4 separate regions of the Mus musculus genome follow, and all the other regions are linked to region 1. A link is a loop called in an ENCODE intact Hi-C map of the cell type or tissue named here. Cell type or tissue: heart. All regions are shown on one strand. Region 1 overlaps Gm51568 (a long non-coding RNA gene). Region 2 overlaps Gm38414 (predicted gene, 38414). Region 3 overlaps 1700015I17Rik (a long non-coding RNA gene). Region 4 has its middle 24 kb from the start of Cldn23.

What was found. A loop is a pair of places that touch in the nucleus more often than their neighbours do. Peaks named below come from ENCODE experiments on the same cell type or tissue, not always from the same donor. Only the 100,000 strongest peaks of a DNase experiment are listed, where the experiment ranks them.
Region 2: a loop joins it to region 1, with 3 times the contacts of the local background. A loop is called at or near these places in 3 of 42 quality-filtered maps.
Region 3: a loop joins it to region 1, with 5 times the contacts of the local background. A loop is called at or near these places in 34 of 42 quality-filtered maps.
Region 4: a loop joins it to region 1, with 5 times the contacts of the local background. A loop is called at or near these places in 25 of 42 quality-filtered maps.

Annotation. Positions count from the first base shown.
Region 1 is chr8:35,497,129-35,499,628 of GRCm38, reverse strand. Gm51568 (a long non-coding RNA gene) reads right to left here. Exons shown (of 2, transcript XR_003947532.1): 1 at 2,476-2,500; 2 at 225-2,297. Among named protein-coding and RNA genes, the nearest start is that of Eri1, 2.8 kb to the right of the region's middle. In heart, CTCF peaks have their summits at 558 (motif pointing left) and 1,140; a DNase peak (open chromatin) is centred at 1,148.
Region 2 is chr8:36,157,904-36,160,403 of GRCm38, reverse strand. It overlaps Gm38414 (predicted gene, 38414), which reads right to left. Exons shown (of 4, transcript NR_151736.1): 3 at 558-657; 4 at 1-473. Among named protein-coding and RNA genes, the nearest start is that of Gm38414, 3.1 kb to the right of the region's middle. In heart, no CTCF peak of the experiment used is centred here; a DNase peak (open chromatin) is centred at 1,093; H3K27ac peaks cover 1,810 bases.
Region 3 is chr8:35,706,530-35,709,029 of GRCm38, reverse strand. 1700015I17Rik (a long non-coding RNA gene) reads left to right here. Exons shown (of 3, transcript XR_378890.3): 3 at 1-1,039. Among named protein-coding and RNA genes, the nearest start is that of 1700015I17Rik, 12 kb to the left of the region's middle. In heart, a CTCF peak has its summit at 1,005 (motif pointing right); a DNase peak (open chromatin) is centred at 979; H3K4me3 peaks cover 499 bases; H3K27ac peaks cover 712 bases.
Region 4 is chr8:35,849,546-35,852,045 of GRCm38, reverse strand. No RefSeq gene overlaps it. Among named protein-coding and RNA genes, the nearest start is that of Cldn23, 24 kb to the right of the region's middle. In heart, a CTCF peak has its summit at 1,443 (motif pointing right); a DNase peak (open chromatin) is centred at 1,495; H3K4me3 peaks cover 626 bases; H3K27ac peaks cover 241 bases; H3K27me3 peaks cover 82 bases.

The sequences.
Region 1 (2,500 bases):
GGCCCATTGGACTGGCAAACTTTATATGCCCCAGTACAGGGGAACACCAGGGCCAAAAAGGGGGAGTGGGTGGGCAGGGGAGTGGGGGTGGGTGGATATGGGGGACTTTTGGTATAGCATTGGAAATGTAAATGAGCTAAATACCTAATAAAAAATGGAAAAAAAACCACATTCGATCCTATTTTTATGTGTGCCTCTTGCCCAGCAAAATAAGAGTGCCAAAATATAAGGAAAAGATTTTATTCCAATCATAAACAACAGCATCCATCACAACACATAGTAAAATTAATTAATTTGCTATCTAATGTAAGAATATAAAATAAGTAATAAACCTTTGAAAACATTTGAACACTTCCATATAAATTTTCTACTGGCCAAACCTGACTAATAGTTCTTTTGGCGGGGGTTATGGAAGATTGAACCTAGAGCTCCTCGAATGCTAAGCAAATCTTCTCTGACTGTGTGCTTATCAATTTTCAACAGACTGAAAGCCTGTTAGTACTTTGAATTAGGAAAACCGATTACTAAACTTCAAAAGTAGAAGTTTGGGGTGGACTGCCCTCTGCTGGCACTTAAAGAACTTTCTGATCAGTTTTACTTGAGCTCCAGTTGTGTTCAACTTCGATACAATACAGGTTTTTCTTGCTTTCTTTCTTTTCCTTTTTTTAAAAAAATTATTCATTCTTTGTGAATTTCTTAGTATGCACCCCAATCCTATTCATCTGCCCATTTATTCATATCTACCCTTTGCCCTTACAACCTCCCCCACAAAAGAAAAGATAGAATAAAAAATTATTTTAAAAAAATCTTGTCGTGGAAGCTGTAATATGTCAGTGTGTCCCCGAATGTGTATCCACAGGCCTTTACTTGCCAATGTTCATTGCAGTGAGGCATTGGCCTGATTAGAGGCCTCTGGCTTCTGCTACACTATCAATACTGGATCCTCACCAGGCCTCCTCTCAGATATCCTGTTGTTGCCCTGCGTCATGGAGAGCCTGCAGCTTTGGTTCTGCAGGGCTGGCCCTTTCCAGCAGGTCACAGATGGGGTAGATCTTAGGGTTGGCCAACTCAAAGCCCCGGATCTGGGCCTGGGAGGTGGCTGAGTTGGTCAGCCTAGCAGATATTCCACATCCCACCACCAGGGTGAGCTCTCCAGCACCGCCCCAGCTAACTCACCCAGCACTGGAGCCAACAAGGGGCAGGGTCAGCTCTCCAGACTGCCTGTCCTTGGGGCCAGATCACCTGTGCCTGCACCATCAGGGCAGCTCTACTGTGCTGCCCAGGAGCGTGGGTTCTGCTCTCGGGTGCTGCAGCCAGTAGGAGGCAGGGATGGCTCTCTCCCTCCTGCCACAGGTGGGTAAGGAGCAAGGCAGGGATACAAGAGGATACACACACACACACACACCACTAACGAATGACACAAACAGCTCTCTCTCTCTCTCTCTCTCTCTCTCTCTCTCTCTCTCTCTCTCTCTCTCTCTTTCTCTCTCTCTCTCTCTCTCTCAGGAAAGGTGTCAGTATGAAACCCTGGCTGGCCTGGAACTCACTATGTAGAGCAGAGTAGGCCCTGAACTCACAGGGATCTGCCTGTCTCTGCCCTCTCTGTGTTGATATTTAAAGATGTAACCCCTTTGCTCACTTTAATGCGCATGTGTACAATTTGCAACAGGAGAAACCCTACAATTTTCCAAATAACTTGATGTTTCTTATAAACAGCTTATTTTGGAAGAGTTTTGAGGTATAACATACTGTAGTCAGTGATGTGGTACTAGATGGTTCTAGCTATGGCAGTGGGAGAACTGGGCGTAAGGAAGCAAAGAGATGAATTCTGGTGTTCCACTTGCTTTCTCCACTTTACGAAGCCCAGGACTCCAACTCATGGGATGCTGCTGCCTACAATCTTTAAACTGACTATGTTAAGTTACACCAACACACACGAATTGATTAGAGTGGTTTACAGATATGGTCTGAAATGTCCAACAATGGCTGATGAAAGGTCAGGATTCCTGTAGCAGTTCAGTCTACTAGGATGTCAGCTGGTCTTCAGTCTTGTTGGAGTCCCATCTAGGAAAACAGTGCCTCAGCAGCAGGACAGATAGACAGGACAGATAGACAGGCAAGCAAGCAAAGGGCACAATCTTCCATTTTCCAGGTCCTTTCATGTAGGCTGCCATTAGAGGGCATGACCCAAATTTTGAGTGGGTCTTCTCAACTCCGTGACTCTCATGTGTTTGTTTCTTAAAGGCATTCACTAAAGGTGTGCTAGGGGAACCTCAAATTCAATGTATCCTGCAAAACTAATTGTAAAAGGGAAAGGTTTATTTTTCTTATATGATATATTGGATATCTAATTCCATATTTGATAATGTTAGAAAGTTTAATAAAAGTCCAAATATCAATTATTTGGTAAATATAATCTATTTCTAATGTTCTTCTCAGAAGTCAAAATGTAGATAGGAAAGGAGAAAGACTTACTGTCATTGACGTTTTTCACAGAACT
Region 2 (2,500 bases), 660 kb before region 1:
CCTTATTCTGGTTTGTTTTCTAGAGAAAAACAAAGGGAGGGAGAGAGAGATGGGGGAGAGTCAGATGGTTCGGGAGATGGGGGAGGGAAAACCATAATCAGATTACATGGTAGGAATTTTCAATTAAAGATAATAATAAAAGAAAATATGTCACATAAATGCATAGAAATCATAATCATTTTGCCAAATCCAGATACCCATAAACTGTGGGATGGGCAAATGTATTTTGCACTAAGAATACTGAGGTCATGTGGTACCCCACTGAAAGTGTCTGAGGGGTGTCAAAAGGGATTTCAGAAAACTTGCCAAGATTATTACAGCTCTTAATAACTAAACAAAGCCACAGTCTTTATCAACCAAAATAGCCACAACTGCTAAGGCCTCAGAGAACATCAGACAGTCATCTCATTGTGATGCGTGACTGGCAAGACGATCTCCAGGCAAGACATGACGACCTCCAGGGTTGGCATGTTCTACAAACATGAATGAAAATACATTTCCTTAGGAGTCTTCTGGATGCACGAAGTGGTTAAACAGTTAAGATTTGGATATTTTACCTCACGAGTGGTGTCTGTTGTTACTGTTGTTTGTAGTTCAATTCCTAGAACTGACCTAAAAGCTTGATTGTAGAGGCAGGTATCCATTATCCCATTCCTCCTATAACAAGAAGGGAGGTGCAGACAAGAGAATCATCTAGAAGCGTGTGAACTACCAGCTAGTCGGGTACTACCCTGCTCTGTGTCAGAAACAAGACCTTGCCGCAACAAAATGGGCAAGCAAGGGCTCTCCACAAATTGTCCTCTGATCTCCATGTGTGTACTCACCCTCTATCAAGATCTCAGAGTTTGCCAAGCACTGATGTTGCTAACTAGACTCCAGAGATGAGATTAAAGGCCTTCTCAGCCAGCAGGTTCTGCTCCGTTTTGGGAGTCTCCAGTTCTAGGTTCGTGCGTTTGTGCCTATGCACGCATGCTCTGGGGAAGCCGGCCTTCATTGTCTTTACTTCCTCTGACCTTTCTGGGGGATGGCAGCTGGGAAGAACTGGCAGCTGCAACCTTACCCTGCTTAGGCCTGCGAGAGAGTCCACCTCCGGATGCAGAGAAAATTGTCATTCTCAGCCAAAACAAACACTTTCCCATCTGGGAAGGCCACTGAGTGACAAGTGGCTTTTGATGTAGACATCACTGCCCCAGAGAGCTATTTATTTGGAAGCAAGAGGAGGAGGAGGAAGAAGCTTGAGTGCGGGGGAATTGAGCTATCATATCCGTACTTCTGGCAACAGGATCTTCAGGGCTCTGGGCTAAAGAGATTACTCTGGTCCCTTCAAAGTAGTTTCTGAAACCACTCTCTTCCTGTCATAGCTCTCACGTGGCTTTATGGGGGCCCCTGGAATGGTTTGTTTGGGTTTAGCTCGTTGTGACAGACAGGCCTGAAGACCAGAAATGGGAACGAAAGCAGTTAGTCTGAACTCCGCTGCCGACTGCAGTTTAAGGGCACGGGGAGTCCCAGGAAGCCAGAGAAAACCAAATTCCTTTTGTAAAAACGAACAGTGAGGGGCTCTGAAAGAAAGCACAAGTCACTGCCGAGAAATAAAAGTGTGTCTTTTAATGCAAATCCAAATCTGGGGAAACTCATACATGGGTTTTGTTTTCTTGAACTGGGAACGGTCATTTAAAATGACAATATTCCTTTAAAATGACAATATTTAAAGGTTTTGTCTCTGTCTGGTCCAGCATGTCTCTCAGCGTAAAGTTCTGCATTCTGAACTCACCCAGGTTTAGTGGCACCAGGATGGTTATATTTAGGAGAGTTGGGACAGTCTGAGCATAGCCAGGAGCATCCAGCAAGTTCAGCATAGTAATAACACTAAGATTTCCAGCGGAAAAAAATCTCATGGTGTAGATCACAAAGCAGACAGCTTAGACAGCACAAGGATATCTCTCTCTCTCTCTCTCTCTCTCTCTCTCTCTCTCCCCCCCCCCCTCTTTGTTCAGATAGCCTGTTTGGTGGGCAGCAAAATTGTGCATATCGTACATGCCGGGCAAAGAAACCACGTGGTCTCCCATCCTACTTGGAGTCGAACACAGAGAAGCCTGGGGGGGGGGGGGAGGGCAGAGCAGAGATGCTCAGGAAGCTGACTGTGGCATCGAGGCAGTTTGAATTCAGGCTTGCTGCCAAGGGTGTAAGGAAATATAGAAGCAGAGACTGATACAGGGGCTGGCAGGGCTGAGCTATCTCACCCAGCCCACAAGGCTATACAGGGTCTCAGAACAGGAAGAAGGTACAGTGGCAGAACAGGGGCTCCGGTGGAGGAGTCGGTCCAAGAGAGAACTTTGTTTCTTCAAGGTACCAGAGGGAAGGTCATCCGTGAAGTTAGTAGAATCATTAGAAAAACAAAACAAAACAAAACAAAACAAAACAAAACAAAACAAAACGAAAATGGTTCTAATAAAAGTAGCGTGTGAACTGGGCATGGTGCAGCACTTCTATGTTCTCATTG
Region 3 (2,500 bases), 210 kb before region 1:
CACAGCTTTCCTATCCTTTCCTTCTGACCAAATTCTACATTCACTTTGAGGTCAGCCGGTGCGCATCACAAACCCTTGCCAACTCTTCTGCTTAGAGCAAGTCACTCTCATCAGCAGCACCCGCAGCACCCTGCCTCAGCAGATGCTTCCAAATGTGTCCCCTTCTGAGCCAGAGAGCTCAGTCGATAAGGCCTCAGAAGAGTTCCTGACACTCTGAGGGAACCACACCAAGCCTTTCAAGTGTTCTCCTGGGCTTCATCTTCTGTCTACATCACCCAGCCAAGATACCAGCCTGCCACTGAGCTCAGCAGATGTCCGTGGTATGAATGGATTCCGAGCAGACGGCACAAAAATGAAGAAGATGGGAGAATGGTTGGGAGCCACCCTCTAATAGAGGATTACATTTAAATACATTAAAGATGGGAGCTGTCGTATGGGTTAGCATAGCAACAATGACCTTATCATTTCCAAGCCGACAGTACAGATGGATGTTCTCATTGTCTTAAAAATAGGTCCACGATGATACCGCAGGATTGATGGATGGAAGTGCATGATTGACAATTGAAACTGGGATTGTGGCTATATTCAACCCAGGAAACTGGGGAATCTTGGGAAGGAATATTTAAAATCCAGACTCCCAAGTGCCTGTAAACCAATTAAACAATAGCAAGATGAGCTTTGCTAGGATAAGGGAGACCCTGGGTGACATTTCCAAGCCAAGCCTGGGCATAGCTGTTTTTCCACCCTGAGCAGCTGAGGTGCTTGCTCACGGTAGGGGGGGCAAAGAAAAAAACCGCTCATGTGTCACTCAACTGCCCTCTGGCCCCACGTGTGGGAATTTCTTTTAAAGATCTTAGTATGGGGGGACGATAGAATGAAAAGAGTCCGATTATCTACGGCAAGCCTAATTATAGCTTCAAGGGCGAGTACGCCAGGAAGGGTCACGTGACACGTTCCATCCGCGAGCACTGGAGAGCAGCTGCGAACAGGAGCAGTTTCCAATGACAGCCACCAGGTGGCAGAACAGAACGCAAACCTCTCTGCCTTAGAGGTCAGCCCTCATTTGCCCTTAGGTGAGCAGTTTTGTGACCTTAGAAGACTCAGTAGTGACTCCACTGAGACTGTGATTCAAGGCCTCCGTTTCACCCGTGACTTAATTTACATTCAAAACAAACAAACTTCCAGTAGAATGAACTACCTTTGAAGGATGGGACCTTGAGAGCTAATTGTTTAATTTCCAGAAATGTAACCTTTTAATTAGAATTAGAGTATACCAATTACACTTCCATAACGCATAATTAGTCAACTTACATTTAAATTAAGAAAATTGTCATCCTCTGTCCTAGTCTGTCATCAATGGGAGGAGAGGCCCTTGGTCCTGTGAAGGCTCTATGCCCCAGTATAGGGGAATGCCTGGACCAGGAAGTGGGAGTGGGTAGGTTGGGGAGTAGGGGGTGGGGGAAGGGGATAGGGGATTTTCGGAGGGGAAACTAGGAAAGGGGATAACATTTGAAGTGTAAATAAAAGAAATATCTAATTAAAAAAAAAGAAAAAATTGTTCTCTATCTTTTACTTTGTTACTTCCTGTGGTCTTGAGTCTGTGCTGTTTGTGGGGCTTGTGTGAGAAAAATACTGCGCAATGAGGTGCTAGCGCATGTCTCTTCTCAGGTTGGGAACTTGAATTTGGCCATGGGAAGCAATGCAACCTTGTGCTACAAATGTTCTCCTTTGTGGCTGGCTCTTAACCATTCTCTGACCACTAATGCATGAGCTATGAGGGAGATGACCAGATAAGCTTCAGTGGGGGACAGACAAGAGTAATAAGCCTTTAAATTTGTTTCAATAATAATTCAGACACAGCAAAACACATCAATAGAGAGCCAGACTGTAGTGAACATTCAGAATTTGGGTCTGTGTCCTGCTGTTCATGAGTCACACACTTCCGGCCACTGGTTCCTCATGCCCATTCCTCCTTCTGCCGAAAGGATATATTGGAACCTAATTTATATAGTTACTTCAAAGACTAAGAGAATTCATGCCCTGAAGTTGCGCCTTGACTGGCTGTATCTGCCAGCTAATTTTTTTGCTGGATTGGTTTTGTTTTGATCTTACAAGATAGGGTTTCTCTGTGAAGCCCTGGTTACCCTGGAACTCACTCTGTAGACCAGGCCGGCCTCAGAGATCTGCCTGTTTCTGCCTCCCAAGTGCTGGGATTAAAGGTGTACACTGCCATGCCCATCCAGCAAGCCAGCTCTTCTTACTACTAAAGAAGGTGGATAACATTAAAGCCACAAGATGCACATGGCGGAGATGAATGTGAGTCAATCTGAAGACTGTACATCAATTTACAATCTTATTCGATTTTTACATTTAATTTTGTATTATGATTTACCTTCATTTTCTGGGGATAAATAAAGATAAAACAGTATCGGATTCATTGTTTGGTACTGACAGAATAATAGATTTTACTATCACACCTTGCTTTTTCAATATCTGGAGA
Region 4 (2,500 bases), 350 kb before region 1:
GTAACCACCACAAGTATCAGTGGAAAACAAACTCTAAACACCAACATCACACACAGCAAAGAGAAAGGAGTTGAGCCTCACAATAGCCGAGTCCATCCTTTTATACAAGTGTTACAATGTAACTGATTTCCACCTCCATCCCACAAGTGTTACAATGTAACTGATTTCTACCTCCATCCCACAAGTGTTACAATGTAACTGATTTCTACCTCCATCCCACAAGTGTTACAATGTAACTGATTTCCACCTCCCTCCCTGGCCCTATTAGTCCACAGTAAAGGGGAAAGGGGCTTTGGAAACCACCAGGTATCAGCCTTTGTTCGGAACTCTAGAGACCTACAAACACTCACCCAAACTCCATGACATCTTGGTTGTTTGTTTGAGGGATTTTGTTGTTGTTTATTTGTTTGTTGTTGTTGTTTTAATAACAGAACCTTCAGCTCAATTTGGATCCCAAAAGAGATCAGACCTGGTGTGTTTGTGAAGCTGACTTTAAAGCCAGGTTTCCCTTTCCATCAAATTCTGAACTGAGAGCTTAAGTCATAATCCTCCCTCTCTCCTCCGTCCTCCCGCCTCCCTCCTCCTCCCTCTTCCCTCTGAGTCTTTAAGAAATAACGGTTTTGGTGGGATATTGGAAGACAGTAAATAAGTTCACATTCACCATGCCTTCGTCATACAAAACCTGGGTGGGCTGCTTAACCTTTCTGAGTCTTAAGTTTGATCTTTTGTAAAAGGGGGCTAACACTGAACCCCCCCCCCCCGAGCATTTAAACATAGAGTTTAATCCAAGGGTCTCAAACTGACGGTCGGTGGTGTGAATACCTCTATGTGTAGATCAGGCTGTTAGCCGTTTCTGCAAAACTAGCAGTGATTCTCAATACCACCCCCCCCATCATAAGCCTATTACCCATCATTCCCCCCCAAGTTCAGAAGGGAAGGCCAAGGGATCACTAAACAGGATGGTAGGGGGGCCTGGCGTCCTTTGAAACCGTAGAGATTTTAAGTAATTCTCCTCACTGGGACTAGGTAAAAATAAACAAATAACAAGAACAAAAAAGTCTCCCTCTACCACTCACCTACTTCTGACTAGATACAGAAAAGAGACGTGGAAGACCGAGTGAGAAAATGAATCCACCTGCCGTTTGGAAAATAGTCAAGAGACTATTATCCCACCCATAGCCACAGCAAAAAAAAAAAAAAAAAAAGCTTTGCTGAGCTTTAAGCAACGGAAAAGGCAAGGGGTGGAAAGGAGAGGGCTAGCGTAAGGTAGTAGAGGCTTCACAGAAGCTCTGGTTCCTATGAGTCAGAAGCGCGCCCAACAGAAGGAAACTGTCCTTGACCTGGGCTGCAGGAAATGAAGCCCCTCTAGAAGTGCCTCTGCGGAAAGGAACACTTGCAGCAGCTTCCGAGCGAGCATCAATGGGGTCGCAGAAGGTTGTGCCCTGTGGAGCCACAAGAGGGCGCTCTAGGACAAAAAAATCAACATTTGTCCCTTGGCACACAGAAGCGGGCAAGACGTAAGGAGGGACGTCAGTCTGAAACTTTTTTGAGATCTTCCATTCTTCTTCCCTCTCCCCGTGAACCCCAAAGGAGAGCAAACATAGAGGAAGGGAGCTCATAGCCAGGGCGAGTGACTAAAAAGGAAGTCCACTAGACGCCATGACGCCTGCTCCCTAGTCAGGAGCAGGAGAAATCTAAGGAGTTGCTGCTGGTACCTAAAGATGTGTAGGGAAAGCCGTGGAAACGCATCCACAGGCAGAGAAAGCTCATCCTAGAGAAAATTAGAGCAAAATATTGGGGAAAAAAAAACCAAGTTGGCCCTTTGCTCCCTTAAAACCTAGCTGCCTGCACTGGTCCTTGCAGAGACAGCAGTGAAGTGGAAATTTCTGGTTTCTTTAACAACCCAGTTGTGTCATGTGATGTTTTCCTGACGCCGTCTTGTGAGAGGGCATGTAATGTTTTTTTTTTTTTTTTTTGCTGAAAATAGACACTTGAGAGGGCGGTTGATGTTTAGAAAGAATATAAATGGAACCCCACAAACAATAGGAGGGTGCTCTCGTATTGCTACGCCATACAACGCCTCGCTGGTCTTCACTGGTCTTCGTTGCTCTTTACTTTATAGACAGAAATGCGCCAAAGAAGTTCTTGTGGTATTCCAGCCAGAACGGTCCGCTTCCGCTGACTTGTGCCCATTCGGCGGAGCCTTGCTGTTTCTGCTGGATGGTGCGGCTGCTACTGGTTGGTGTTATGATGTTTGCTATTGGACCGGACTGTTGGTATCCTGACAATAAGAGCGGAACCACTCCAAGGAACTCCTTGTAAGCAGGTCCACAACACCATTTTTCTATTAACCTTCTTTTTCCCCAACCTCTGATTGGTGGGTTAGAAGGGAGGTTGAAGTGTTTAAGAACCCAAAATAAAGTAGGTTTTTTACTTAAAGAAAGGAAGGAAGGAAGGAAGGAAGGAAGGAAGGAAGGAAGGAAGGAAGGAAGGAAGAAAG